3 separate regions of the Homo sapiens genome follow, and regions 1 and 3 are each linked to region 2. Evidence: read pairs that join two places in POLR2A ChIA-PET (ENCODE). Cell type or tissue: HepG2. All regions are shown on one strand.

Region 1 (5,000 bases), 240 kb before region 2:
TCTTTTAGAGAAGGAATCAGTTGAATAAATAAAGCTGAATTAAGAGATCTCAGCCAGGCACAGTGGCTCACGCCTGTAATCCCAACACTTTGGGAAGCCAAGGCAGGCGGACCAAAAGGTCAAGAGATTGAGACCATCCTGGCCAACATGGTGAAACCCCGTCTCTACTAAAAATACAAAAATTAGCTGGGCGTTGTGGCATACACCTGTAGTCCCAGCTACTTGGGAGGCTGAGGCAGGAGAATCGCTTGAACATGGGAGGCGGAGGTTGCAGCAAGCCGAGATTACGCCACTGCACTCCAGCCTGGGTGACAAAGAGAGACTCCATCTCAAAAAAAAGAAAAAAGAGAGAGAGAGATCTATCTTAGGGAAAAAATAAGTTAGATACTTCATATTTTAAACTGAAATTAATTCAAAATGAATTAAACAGATAAACATAAAACATGAACGAGAAGAAAAGTTTAGGTAGAAAATTATCTTATTTAAGGTGTGTAGAGTTGTTTTAATGGAAAAAATATGAAAAAATAAATGTAAATTTGGCTATGTAAAGTTTTTAAAGTTCTTTAAGTCAGAGAAAAATAATGTAATGGCCATATGCAGTTTCTACCTGCCTAGCATCCATTACCCATTCTTACCCTAATAGGATCCTGATTTTTCTCAAGAAAGCCCCTTTCCATTCTCAGTCTATGTAGCCCAGGTGGCACTGACTTCATTCTCAATGAATCAGAGCACGACCATGGTTATTGGCTTAGGGATGGCCTCACAACCATCTAATCAGGCCAATGAGACGAAATGAGTCAATTCAGAGACACTTATGAGAACTGATGGGAGAGAGGCTCTCTCTCTCTCTGAACTTGAAACTGGGAGAATGTAGACCTGAAAAAAGTAAAAACCACTTTCCAAATCATTTTAAGAGGCTAACAAAACCTTGATATCAAAACTGAAAAGGACATGACAGTAAAGAAAAATTACAAACGAATCTTTCTCACAAACATAGCTACAAAAATCCTAAATATCAGCATACTGAATGAAATGATACACAAAAAAAATAATGCATCTTGCAGGCATGGTGGCTCACGCCTGTAATCCCAGCACTATGGGAGGCTGAGGCAGGTGGATCATGAGGTCAGGAGATCGAGACCATCCTGGCCAACATGGTGAAACCCTGTCTCTACTACAAATACAAAAATTAGCTGGGCATGGTGACATGCACCTGTAGTCCCAGCTACTCGGGAGGCTGAGGCAGGAGAATTGCTTGAACCTGGGAGTTGGAGGTTGCAGTGAGCCAAGACTGTGCCACTGCAGTCCAGCCTGGTGAGAGAGTGAGACTCCATCTCAAAAAAAAAAAAATAGTTCTTTGCTGGTGCAGTGGTTTGCACCTGTAGTCCTAGCTACTAGGGAGGCTGAGGCAGCATGATCACTTGAGTCCAGGAGTCCAAGGCTGTATTTCACTAAGATCTAGCCTGTGAATAGCCACTTCTCTCCAGCCTGGGAAATAGAGCAAGACCCCATCTCTAAAAATAAAAATAAAAAAAAGAAATAACTCTTTATCACACTCTTAAGTTAAAGAAATATTTGTAATCTATTAAAGAGCAACTATAGAAACCTATAGCAAACATCATACTTTGTCGTAAAATGTTGAAAGATTACCTTCTGAGATCAGGAATAAATCACCATGCTATCACCCACTTCTACTGTACTACAGTTGCTATCCAATGCATTATAGCAAGAAAAAGAAATTAAAGGACTAAGTATTGAGAATGGAAGAAATAATGCTATTATTATCACCACTGATATGCTCTTGGAATTAATAATTTCAATTGATACAAGTTCAGTCCACAAAAAAAAGCTTTGTTTTATATATCAGCAAAAAATAGTTAGAAAATTAAAATGTTTATTTGTTAGTCCATTCTCATACTGCTATAAAGAAATTCCAGAGACTGGGTAATTTATAAAGAAAATAGGTTTAATTGGCTCACAGTTCCACAAGCTGTACAGGAAGCATGGCAGCATCTGCTTCTAGGAAGGCCTCAGGGAGCTTTGATTCATGGTGGAAGGCAAAGGAGGAGCAGGCATCTTGCATGGCAGGAGCAGGACCGAGGGCAGGGGGAGGTGCCACACACTTTCAAACAATCAGATCTCATGAGAACTCACTATTGTGATGACAGCACCAAGGGAGATGGTGTTAAACCGTGAGAAACTGCCCCCATGATCCAATCACCTCCTATCAGGCCCCACCTCCAACACTGGAGACTACAATTGAACATGAGATTTGGGCAGGGACATATCCAAACTATGTCAGTTTAGGAGCTAAGTGCAGTGGCTCACACCTGTAATTCCAGCTACTCAAGAGGATGAGGAAGGCTGAGCATGGTGGCTCACGCCTGTAATCCCAGCACTTTGGGAGGCCGAGGCAGGTGGATTGTGAGGTCAAGAAATTGAGACCATCCTGGCCAACATGGTGAAACCCCGTCTCTATCAAAAATATTAAAAAATTAGCCAGGTGTGGTGGCATATACCTGTAATCCCAGCTACTTGGGAGGCTGAGGCAGGAGAATTGCTTGAACCTGGGAGGCAGAGGTTGCAGTGAGCCGAGATTGTGTTACTGCACTCTAGCGTGGGTGACAGAGCGATACTCCCTCTCAAAAAAAAAAAAAAAAAAGAGGATGAGGAATGAGGATCACTTAGGGCCAGGAGTTTGAGACCAGCCTGAGCAACATAGCAGGAACCTGTCTCTAAAACAATTTTTAAAAATTAGCCAGCAGTGGGGACAATCAGTGACAGCAGGTGGTCTCTAAGCCCAGTTGCCGCCTAATCTTTCCCTAACTTTGGGTGCTACCTTTAGAGGGGACAATTGTGGGCAGAGAAGCTGCATCTAGATGGCTGTGAGAGGCAGGAGGGGTTCCTGGGGGCTCAGCTGGCTCTGCAGGGGAACAGGGGATAGGAGTCAGGATTGTCCAGGAGGGTGGCCAGTAAGGTAAGAGGTTACCTTACTGAGAGGTTACCAGAATAGGGCTCCTACCTGAGCTCCACACCTGCAGGGCCCCAGGCAGGACCTCCCTAGTGGTAGCTTCCACAGCTACAGGGCAAGTGAAGCAGGAGGGGCAGAGCTGATCTTGCTTGTCTGAAGGGCTTGAAGCCAGCACCCCTGGGCACGGGCTGTGAAACCAAGGAGCAGCCTGTGGAACCCCCATCATCCACCCTCTACAGAGGGCTCATAGAAAAAATTGTAATGTTCCTCCCAGCTTCTCCCTCTATCCACTTTTGAACAGAGTAGATTGCCTTGCTAGGCCCAGAGCCAACTTTGACAAGAAGCGGTCAGGCTGAATCTTCAACCCATAGCAGAGCAAGGTCCCCCTGGCCACCCAGAAATTCAGCACTCTGGACAACACAAAGAGGAAGCATTTACTGGCACCTTTTCCTCCACCCATTTCTGTACTAATAGAAATTTCTGTGAGGATGGAAATGTTCTATGTCTGCATGATCCAATGTGGTAGCCCCTAGTCACATGTGACTGTTGGGTACCTCAAGTGTGGCTAGTGCAACTGAGGAAATGAAATTTTAACTTTATTTAATTGTAATGTCTTTTCCTAAATGACAAAGATTTGTTTTTATGTTATGGGTGCTGTGAATCATTACAAGATCACATTTCTCTCTGTGCTGGCTGCTAGGAAGCTTGTCAGTTTTGGATCCTATGGTTGCAAGAGTATATAGCCTCATGGCATGCGCCTTTAATATAACCTCATTCTCAGCTTCCTTTTATTTTTACTTTTTCCCATTGCCCTGCTTAATTTTTTATCTTGTCAATGTGGTAAGCCTTGAATCCTTTGTGCTGGGATAACAGGTGTGAGCCACCACGCCTCCTGGCCCTAGAATGAAATTTTTAACTCAAAACTAAACTATAAGCTATTTATAGGAGGTAAAAGGATGAAAAAATATATACTAGAAAAACGTTAACTAAAAAAATCGGCATACGTTTATTAATATTAGGTAAAATAGACTTTAAAGCCAAAAATAGCATTATGAAGATGAGGAGGATCATTGCTTGAAGGGGTGGGTTGCCCCTCCACACCTGTGGGTGTTTCTCGTTAGGTGGAACGAGAGACTTGGAAAAGAAAAAGACACAGAGACAAAGTATAGAGAAAGAAATAAGGGGACCCAGGGAACCAGCGTTCAGCATATGGAGGATCCCGCCAGCCTCTGAGTTCCCTTAGTATTTATTGATCATTAGTGGGTGTTTCTCCGAGAGGGGGATGTGTCACAGTCACAAGACAATAGTGGGGAGAGGGTCAGCAGACAAACACGTGAACAAAGGTCTTTGCATCATAGACAAGGTAAAGAATCAAGTGCTGTGCTTTTAGATATGCATACATATAAATATCTCAATGCTTTACAAAGCAGTATTGCTGCCCGCATGTCCCACCTCCAGCCCTAAGGCGGCTTTTCCCTATCTCAGTAGATGGAACGTACAATCGGGTTTTATACCGAGACATTCCATTGCCCAGGGACCAGCAGGAGACAGATGCCTTCCTCTTGTCTCAACTGCAAGAGGCATGCCTTCCTCTTATACTAATCCTCCTCAGCACAGACCCTTTATGGGTGTCGGGCTGGGGGACGATCAGGTCTTTCCCTTCCCATGAGGCCATATTTCAGACTATCACATGGGGAGAAACCTTGGACAATACCTGGCTTTCCTAGGCAGCGGTCCCTGCGGCCTTCCACAGTGTTTGTGTCCCTGGGTACTTGAGATTAGGGAGTGGTGATGACTCTTAACCAGCATGCTGCCTTCAAGCATCTGTTTAACAAAGCGCATCTTGCACCGCCCTTAATCCATTTAACCCTGAGGTGACACAGCACATGTTTCAGAGAGCACGGGGTTGGGGGTAAGGTCATAGATTAACAGAACCTCAAGGCAGAAGAATTTTTCTTAGTACAGAACAAAATGGAGTCTCCTATGTCTACTTCTTTCTACACAGACACAGCAACAATCTGATCTCTCT
Region 2 (5,000 bases):
TCAATCTCCTGACCTCGTGATCCGCCCTCCTTGGCCTCTCAAAGTGCTGGGATTACAGGTGTGAGCCACCATGCCTGGCCTCCTTGGATTTTAAGCTGGTGGTGACACTGTTTTATACCAAGTTGCACATGAAAGAGATATTCTCCTTTAAAAATTATATCAGAACCAGTGGGAGAAATAGAACAACTAAAGGACATTTGGAGTTTCATGCTTGGGAAGAACACACATTGTGAATTTTGAAACGCCTCCTATGATTAAGGTATTATGGCAAAAAAAGCAAAACCTTGAGAAAGTTAGCAACTTAGTAGACTTTCTATATTCCACTTATCGAAGGGAAATTTTGCTCAGTTAATTTGCAGTATGCAGCCATAGTAGCCAAGTAGATTATTCCAGCAGGGTTTCCCATGACTGAATTGCCTTATAAAAAAACCCAGGCACAGATAATTCTGAAATGGATGCATTTCTTGGGCAGCATTTCAAAACTAATTTATTGCTTTCTTCAAATGATTAATAATGGAAGGTTTGATGGGGAGGGAGCCCATCAGAATCATACAAATCATGGGATACTGACCCAAAAGTCTACAGGAGCCAGGAGGGTAAATAATGTGTGAAGGGTGCAGACTTCAGAGTGGTGGAGACTGACAAAGAAGAGACTACACCAAACAAAGGAGCAGCCATCATTCAGTCCCAGTGGACAACTGGACCTAATGCCGTAGGGTACAGAGTGATGATGGGTCCAGAGTCATGACAGAATGATTGCTGCCATGTGGGAATGGAAGCTCAGGGATGACAGATCTTCTGATTATTAAAAAAACAAACAAACAAACAAAACCTTAGAAATCCAGCTCTTCATATAAAATATCCAGATTTTTATGTGAAATTTCTGTTATAAATGTTGGCAACCAGTTTTTTTTTTTTTTATTTTATTTATTTATTTATTTATTTATTTTGAGACAGAGTTTCGCTCTGTCGCCCAGGCTGGAGTGCAGTGGCGCAATCTCGGCTCACTGCAACCTCAGCTTCCGGGGTTCAAGTAATTCTCCTGCCTCAGCCTCCCAAGTAGCTGGGGTTACAAGCTTATACCACCATGCCCAGCTAATTTTTGTTTTTTAGTAGAGACGGGGTTTCACCATGTTGGCCAGGCTGGTTTCGAACTCCTGACTTCAAGTGATCTACCTGCCTCAGCCTCCCAAAGGGCTGGGATTACAGGCGTGAGCCACCACGGCCAGTCCTTTTTTTTTTTTAAGACCGAGTTTCGCTCTTGTTGCCCAGGCTGGAGTGCAATGGCATGATCTCAGCTCACCACAACCTCCACCTCCCAGGTTCAAGTGATTCTCCTGCCTCAGCCTCCCGAGTAGCTGGGATTACAGGCATGCGCCACCACGCCCGGCTAATTTTGTATTTTTAGTGGAGACACGGTTTCTCCATGTTGGTCAGGCTGGTCTCGAACTCTCAACCTTAGGTGATCCACCTGCCTCGGCCTCCCAAAGTGCTGGGATTACAGGCGTGAGCCACCATGGCTGGCCCACGCCCAGCCTTTTTAAAATTTTTGAATAGAGATGGGGTCTTGCTATGTTGATCAGGCTGGCCTCAAGCAATCCTCCCATCTCCACCTCCCAAAGTGCTGGGATTACAAGCGTGAGGCACCATGCCTGGCCTTTTGTTTCTAATAATTACTTTGCAATTGTTGACATGTTGCTTGTAATCTTTTCAAGTCATTTTATGCATTCATTTGTCTCCCTGGCTAGACTGTGACCTCCTCAAGGACAGGGACTCTCAGTATATTTCCTTTGCTTCTCCTAATGTGTTTTTTTTTTTTTTTTTTTTTTTGAGACGGAGTCTCACTTTGTCACCCAGGCTGGAGTGCAGTGGGACCATGCTGGCTCACGGCAACCTCCGTCTCCTGGGTTCAAGCAATTCTCCTGCCTCAGCCTCCTGAGTAGCTGGGATTACAGGCGCCCACTACCACACCCGGCTAATTTTTTATATTTTTAGTAGAGATGGGATTTCACCATGTTGACCAGGCTGGTCTCAAACTCCTGACCTCAGGTGATCCACCCGCCTTGGCCTCCCAAAGTCCAAAGTGCTGGGATTACAGGCGTGAGCCACCATGCCCTGCCTCCTTTTTTTTTTTTTTTTTTTTAGACAGAGTCTTACTCTGTCACCAAGGCTGGAGTGTGGTGGCGCAATCTCAGCTCACTGCAACCTCTGTCTCCTGGACTCAAGTGATTCTCGTGCCTCAGCCTCCAGAGTAGCTGGGACTACACGAATGAGCCACCACACCCAGCTAATTTTTGTATTTTTATTAGAGACAGGGGTTTCACCATGTTGGCCAGGCCAGTCTCAAACTCCTGACCTCAAATGATCCAGTCACCTCGGCCTCCCAAAGTGCTGAGATTACAGGCGTGAGCTACTGCACCCACCCTGTTTCTCCTAGTGTGCTTTTAAAGGTACTTTGGCTACTGCTAGTCCTAATGAACAAAAAAAAACATCGGTAAGAACCAGACGTTTTCATTATTGCTGCTTGTGTTCCCCGGCTTTCCCACTAAAAGTTTCCCTAATTCTCTATCATAATGAAGTGCTTATCTCATTTACAATACGTAAACCTTTACAGTTTACTTGTGCTGTGGGAATCCCTATGAAAGGGGGTGGAAGAAGGGAGGAAGGCAAACGGCCCTTTATTGGTCTTCAAAAGTTGGAAAGTCATTATCCAGCTGTGTGACCTTGGGAAAGTGACATCATCACTCAGTTTCTATTCTTCATTCAGTAAAATGAGGTGACTGGGTTATCTCGAAAATCACATCCCACTTGGTTTGAACCGTCTAAGCCTGACTGGTATCTTTTATTAACCATCGCTCCCTGCTTGGATGGTAACCTGGTTCCCTTCCCGTGGATTAGCACTATGCTTTCCAAGTAAGGTCAATTGTAGGTGAAATGACACCCACAGTAAACAGAATTTGTCTCTGATGACTCTCCTATCATCACAGTTATTCTGGTCTAATCTATATGTCCCAGTAAAGATTTGCTCATGTTTTCAAGGTAAAACTTCAGTCCTTCACAACCAGTGCCAAGTGTGGATATTCCAGAGGCCCCTATAGAAGCAAGAAACCCATTCTTAGGTATTCCTCACTGTAAGGTAGGAGAGGGCAGAGAGAACTGAGATTGGTTAGACTCTTTTCATGGAACTTTACCATAAGGGCTCTGAATGACCCCAGACCAACTCTGGGGGCATGGGAACTTCTACATCACAAAACTAAATAACGCCTTAGCTTACCTGTTTCTTCTAATCTTATTTCAGTCCTTTGGTTCTTTTCTGTTTTTTTTTGTTTGTTTGTTTTTTGACACAGGGGTCTCACTCTGTTGCCCAGGCTGGAGTGCAGAGGCACCATCATGGCTCAGTACAGCCTCAACCTCCCAGGCTCAAGTGACCCTCCCACCTCAGCCTCCAGAGCAGCTGGAACTACAGACATACGACACCACTCCTGGCTAACTTTTTTATTTTTGTAGAGTCAGGGTCCCACTATGTGGCCCAGGCTGGTGTTGAACTCCTGGACTCAAGCGATCCTCCCACCTCAGCCTTCCAAAGTGCTGGGATTACAGGCATGAGCCACTGTGCCTGGCCATCCTTTTCCTTTTTTTTGAGATGGAGTCTCACTCTGTCACCCAGGCTGGAATGCAGTGGTGTGATCTCGGATCACTGCAAGCTCCGCCTCCTGGGTTCACGCCATTCTCCTGCCTCAGCCTCCAGAGTAGCTGGGACTACAGGCACCCGCCACCACACCCAACTAATTTTTTGTATTTTTAGTAGAGATGGGGTTTTCACCGTGTTAGCCAGGATGGTCTCGATCTCCTGACCTCGTGATCTGCCCGCCTCAGCCTCCCAAAGTGCTGGGATTACAGGCCTGAGCCACCGCACGTGGTCCCCCTTTTTTTTGAGACAGAGTCTTGCTCTGTCGCCCAGGCTGGAGTGCAGTGGCCTGATCTTGGCTCACTGCAAGCTCTACCTCCCGGGTTCAAGCGATTCACCTGCCTCAGCCTCCCGAGTAACTGGGACTACAGGTGCCCGCCACCACGCCCAGCTAATTGTTGTATTTTTAGTAGAGATGGCATTTCACCATGTTGGCCAGGCTGGTCTCGAACTCCTGACCTCAGGTGATCTGCTGGCCTCGGCCTCCCAAAGTGCTGGGATTACAGGCGTGAGCCACTGCACCCGGCCCCTTTTCCTCTTTTTATTCCCTTCTTTATAGGTACAGTCTGAAGGTTCTCATCCAGCTGGCTTTATGTGCTTGGAAGTAGGTCTTTCTCTACATCCTCCTTGACTGAGGACAGTCTCCAGCCTGATTATAAATGGCATCTTACCATTTCCCTGGTCCTGAGAGAGCTCCAAGTGGTGGAGGGGAAGATACTCTCTAAGGAGTAAGGCAGAGAGAAAACCATCACCAGATTTATTTATTTTTTTTATTTTTTTTATTTTTTGAGATGGAGTCTTGCTCTGTTGCCCAGGCTGGAGTGCAGTGGCACGATCTTGGCTCACTGCAAGCTCCGCCTCCCGGGTTCATGCCATTCTCCAGCCTCTGCCTCCCGAGTAGCTGGGACCACAGGCACTCACCACCACGCCCGGCTAATTTTTTTGTATTTTTTAGTAGAGACAGGGTTTCACCGTGTTAGCCAGGATGGTCTTGATCTTCTGACCTCATGATCCACCCACCTCGGTCTCCCAAAGTGCTGGGATTACAGGTGTGAGCCACTGCGCCCGGCTTTTTTTTTTTTTTTTCTTTGAGACGGAGTCTCGCTCTGTCGCCCAGGCTGGAGTGCAGTGGCATGATCTCGGCTCACCGCAAGCTTCACCTCCCAGGTTCACGCCATTCTCCTGCCTCAGCCTCCCGAGTAGCTGGGATTACAGGCTCCCACTACCACGCCTGACTAATTTTTTGTGTTTTTAGTAGAGATAGCGTTTCACCATGTTGGCCAGGCTGGTCTCAAACTCCTGACCTCAGGTG
Region 3 (5,000 bases), 63 kb before region 2:
TGACAGACTAAAGGTTAAAGGTACAGGAAAAGGAGAGAGGTCAGTTCCTTCAGTATGCCCTATGGCCTTCCCAATGGGGGAGAAATTGAGGAATCACTAAGGTGTTGGAAAGGGCAAGAAGGTAATCTCAGAGACGATACACATGGAGAAACAGGTATTCAATGCAGGTGTGGATTCTGTTCTCTTCAACTGGTGGCTTTGCTCAGCAGAGTCCATTTCCAGTGGGACCATGGGCAGGAGCTTTTCTTGGTATCTTAAGGGTGGCCCCAATTTCCTCAGAGACAATGTCCATGCCCTCAGGATGGCTTGGTCCACAAAATGGAGAAATGGGGCCATGGAAGAGTAGATGTGAAGTGGCAGGATCCAGAGGCACAAGGAGGCAGTATACTGTGCCACTGATTTACCTGTGGAAAGAAGAGGTAAATGGGAAGCCAAAGGAAAGAGAATAATCAAAGGCTAGAATGAGCTAGACCCTGAGACTCACATGGTCTGGGGGGTAAAGAGGCTGGAGAGCTGGAAACACTGGGAGGCAAGGTTCAGGGCTGGACTCAGAGCTAGAACAAAGACAGGCAGAGTGAGTGAGCAAGCACCGCGCACTCCTTCTTTCCAGACCCCCAAACCTTCCCTTCCTTTCCCATGTCCAAGACTACCAGTCAGAGCTGCTGGATTCAGGGCCCCCAAGGGAACTGCTCCATTCAGTTGCAAGGCAGCAGCCTGGGCGGCGGCGGCAGCAGCAGCAGCAGCAGTGCTTGGCAGTTGGATTCCAGCGCCTAAAAGGAAAAGAAAAGGTGGGATTAAGCCCCAACCCTTCATCTAAAATTCAACCCCATAATCTTCACCTTGCGGAGATATTTTACCTTCTGCCAGTTTTGCCATGAGCTGAAAACGTCCACCTGCTGATCCCAGATCCAGCTCCTGGTCCCCATCAGGAAAAGTGATGTCTGTGCCACCATCCAGTCGCTCAGTCACATGGCCAACCCTCATAGGTCGACCAGCAAGCTCAAACCCATTCAACTGTTCCAGGGCCCGCCGGGCACACTCAGAATCAGAGAACTATGAGAAACCCAGGCCATGTTAGTCACCTACTCACCAAAGACATGCTCTCAAAGACCCAGTAACACTCCCTAGTCCTACTATCCCAGGAAAATTGTATGCTCACTGAGGTACAAACTTTTCTTTCCCAGAAAATATGACCTAGGCCCATCACCTCAAAATGGTTCTCTGAAAAGGACCTTTTCCAATGGACTCAATGGCAGTCACTTTTCAATCTTTCAGCTCCATTAAGAATCTAACAATGCAAAATTTTATTATTGTAGGAAACCTAGCCTGACAAGTTATTTCACAAATGGGTATATCAAATGGAAGACAAGCTAAGAACAAGGCTCCTGGGCTTTTAATTCAGTTCTCTATCCTAGTAAGTTTTAGTCTTTTTTTTTTTTTTTTTTTTTTTTTTTTGAGACGGAGTCCCACTCTGTCACTCTGTCACTGAGGCTAGAGTGCAGTGGCACCATGTCAGCTCACTACAACCTCCATCTCCTGGGTTCAAGCAATTCTCCTGCCTCAGCCTCCCGAGTAGCTGGAATTACAGGCACCCACCACCATGCCCAGCTAGTTTTTTTATTTTTATTTTTTAGTAGAGATGGGGTTTCACCACGTTGGTCAGGCTGGTCTCGAACTCCTGACCTCAGGCGATTCACCCACCTTGGCCTCCCAAACTGCTGGGATTACAGGTGTGAGCCACCGCGCCTGGCCAAATTTTAGTTAAGTACTAGGAATCTGGAACTCCTAATTCCAGGCTTAAGAGGGAACACACCCTAGTGCTGACAGCAAGGCAGAACCCACACCCCCACATACACACAAGAGCTGTTGACTAAGTGACCTGCTGACCAGAAGGCCTTTACTCTCTAGTCCCTTTTATCAGCAGCACCCAGCAACACACTGGTACAAAGAGGATTCCCAGTCTGCTGTTTGTTTAAGTGTCAAGGTTGTTGACCCAAAAGGCAACAATGCAAGGGCAAAAATGCCCCACAGAAGCCTTTCCATATCTCAGTCACACAGAGAGCGAGAAAAGGTTACAAAAGTTACTTGCCACCACAGAATTGTCAACACCACAGCTAGCTTGTTTAGCTAGCTAGCAGCATTACCTGCCTTAGGGCCTGGCATGTGGTACTGACAGTTCCTAGGCAGGTGTTATACATGGCTTGCCTTTACTGGATATTTTTGAGGTGAGCAATTCCAATGACAGAATACAACCTACTGCCCTCTGCCCTGTGGGTCACTGTGGGAGTGTATGCTGCCTGGTTTAAGCCCAGAAAATACAAGCTTCTATCAGACTTTGTGGCTGGCAGCCAGTTCTCAGCCTGGAGTCACATGGGGCTGGAAGAACCAGTTATAGGAATTGGCAACCATTTTGTTGGAATGTCAGGAAAAGGTGAAGCTTGCCCATAATTAGGTGGCCTCACTATTCTCCCCATAGTGCTACGTTAATAACTGATCCTTCTCGGTGCAGAAATTGCTTCAAATGGGGTAGCACCAGAGGGAAGTATAATTTCCTATTCCCATCCCTGTTATGAGAAACATCAATTCTATAAAGCATGTCTTTAAAAGCCCATACCTAACCTCCCTCACACCCCCAACCTTTTAGCTGCAGCCTGGTTACTATTACCCAAAGAGCCAAGTTGCAGCACCAGGGAAGCTGGGTGAACTCCTGAACACCCCCATACCAGGGCCACTGACAGAGTGTAGGAGCAAAGCCAAGATCTCAAGCAATGCACTCATCTCAAGGGGTAGAAGGCTAGTCCAAGCTTCAGGCACCAGGGTTTATGGGTCATTTAGACAGTTCCTAAAGGAGGAGGATGAAGCTAAGCTGCAAAATCAGACAAGTGGACAAACCCAAAGTAAAATAAAAAAATTAAAAGACTAGAGACTCACCGTGATGAAACCATAACCTTTAGAGCGGCCTGTATCTGAGTCCTTCATCAGGACAATATTATCAATCTGTAGAAGAGTGAGAAATTATCAGTAAACTTTTGACTAGCCCACATCTTCAATCTTTCCTACCCAGACTGCTTTTTTTTTTTTTTTGAGACAGAGTCTCAAAAAGTCTCACCCACTCCAGCCTGGGTGACAGAGTGAGACCTTGTCTCGGAAAAAAAAAGATTAGTCAGTAGAAATATTTTGGTAAAAGGTGGACTTTTTTTTTTTTTTCCGAGGCTCACTACAGCCTTGACCTCCCAGGCTCAAGTGACCCTCCCACCTCAGCCTCTCGACTAGTTGGGACTATAGGCGTGCACCACCACATTGGCTAATTTTTGTATTTTTTAATCTTTCTTAACCTGGCCTATTATTTGATTTGTGTCTAACTTATTTGTCCACCAAGCACATGAACAGAGATGGAGCCAAACTTTCACAGCATAGACTCATATGCCCACTATGACGTATGCAGCAGGTTAATCACGGCCAGGCACAACAGAGAAGTACACTCAAACACTCACCCTCCCCACTTCTTCCAATTCCCTTCAGAGGTTTCTCTCACTTCTACTCACTTTACCAAAGGGCTCAAAGATGCCCCGGAGCATGTCTTCAGTGATATTGAAGTGCAGGGAACCCACATAGAGGCGCATTGGTCCACCATTGCCCTTTTGCAGGTTGTTGGCCATGGCTGCCAGTCGGTTTTTCTCTGCCTGGGGAAGGAGGAAATGATGGGTCATGTCCCACATTCCCTCTCCCCTTAAAATCTTATGTCTGTTTCTCAGCCTGCTCACCTGTGAAGCCTGTACAATGATAGGCACTCCCAGCAACCGCTGCCCAGTCAGCCCAATGGCCAGTGGCACAGACTGGATTTCACAGAATTCCACGTAGGCAATGCCCTTAGAACGACGTGAGTTCCGATCTGAGATGATACGTACATCGCGAACCTATCCAGGACGCAAAAGAAATCCTGAGTTAGGCATAAAGGGAGATACAAGCTAAGCTACTCAGAAGAAAACTAAGGTGGGAGGGTTACCTTGCCTACAGCAGAGAAAAAGTCCTCCAGATCTCGAGGCCGAATTCGGGCAGCTAACTGCATACAGAAAACTGTGCGGGCATCACGCTCCTCAGGACTCAGATTATCAACTGGCTCCCTGAAGAGTGAAATGTGTTGAGACCAGCCCTCCCAATACCTGGTCATTGTTCTCCAGCTAACCCTCAAGTATTACACATTCCTGTAATTTGGCTCAAATAACCTTTTATTCATACCTCACAATCCCTAAAACAGTGTTCATTATCAACCCACCTGACTGGGCTCTTCTCTCTGAAATGAGGACTCTTACTGTGTCCATACCTATAACTAAAGAATAGAGAAAAACAAAAGGTGAAACCTTATTCTCATTGGTCCAATGCTGGGTCTTCCATGGTGAGAAAACCAGATTCCAGTACTTCATCTCATTGTTTTTTTAAGACAGGGTTTCCGCTGTCACCCAGGCTGGAGTGCAGTGGCGCCATCTCGGGTCACTGCAACCTTTGCCTCCCAGGCTCAAGCAATCCTCCCACCTCAGCCTCCTTGTGTGGCTAGGATTACAGACACACATGACCATATCTAGCTCATTTTTGCATTTTTTGTAGAACCAGGGTTTCGCCATGTTGTCCTGGCTGGTCTTGAATTCCTGAGCCCAAGTGATCTTCTGGCCTCAGTCTCCCAAAGTGCTGGGATTACAGGCATGAGCCACCACACCAGTAAATTTTGAATACCAACCCTTTCTGTGCCTGAGTATCCTGCCAATCACAATGTGTTATAATAAGCACCCTCAAGCAGGGTTCATAGTGCATTTGTTGTTTTATCCAGATTATTATACAAAAGTGAATCTATTAGCAAAAAGTGATACCCAGTGGCAAGTGGAGGACTCCTGTAATGCACACGATCCTCACGACGATGGTCCCGACTTCGCGACTCACTACCATGTCGACGATCCCAGCTACGGCTACGGTGACGACACTGCCGACCTGGACTTCGGCTCCGA

What was found. ChIA-PET counts read pairs that join two places held together with the same protein. Peaks named below come from ENCODE experiments on the same cell type or tissue, not always from the same donor. Only the 100,000 strongest peaks of a DNase experiment are listed, where the experiment ranks them.
Region 1: POLR2A ChIA-PET joins it to region 2 with 6 read pairs; 4 of 35 experiments call an interaction of 5 or more read pairs at or near these places.
Region 3: POLR2A ChIA-PET joins it to region 2 with 5 read pairs; 21 of 35 experiments call an interaction of 5 or more read pairs at or near these places.

Annotation. Positions count from the first base shown.
Region 1 is chr14:22,720,639-22,725,638 of GRCh38, forward strand. All of the region lies in intron 1 of OXA1L-DT (OXA1L divergent transcript), which reads right to left. It also overlaps the pseudogene LOC100421646. Among named protein-coding and RNA genes, the nearest start is that of OXA1L-DT, 43 kb to the right of the region's middle. In HepG2, no CTCF peak of the experiment used is centred here; no DNase peak of the experiment used is centred here; H3K27me3 peaks cover 1,533 bases.
Region 2 is chr14:22,963,970-22,968,969 of GRCh38, forward strand. No RefSeq gene overlaps it. Among named protein-coding and RNA genes, the nearest start is that of HAUS4, 9.4 kb to the left of the region's middle. In HepG2, no CTCF peak of the experiment used is centred here; DNase peaks (open chromatin) are centred at 690, 2,157 and 2,732.
Region 3 is chr14:22,901,330-22,906,329 of GRCh38, forward strand. It overlaps RBM23 (RNA binding motif protein 23), which reads right to left. Exons shown (of 14, transcript NM_001077351.2): 5 at 4,866-5,000; 6 at 4,277-4,330; 7 at 4,007-4,124; 8 at 3,765-3,917; 9 at 3,546-3,683; 10 at 2,932-2,997; 11 at 858-1,053; 12 at 651-770; 13 at 485-554; 14 at 1-404. The coding sequence ends at 401. Among named protein-coding and RNA genes, the nearest start is that of RBM23, 15 kb to the right of the region's middle. In HepG2, a CTCF peak has its summit at 4,493; a DNase peak (open chromatin) is centred at 1,972.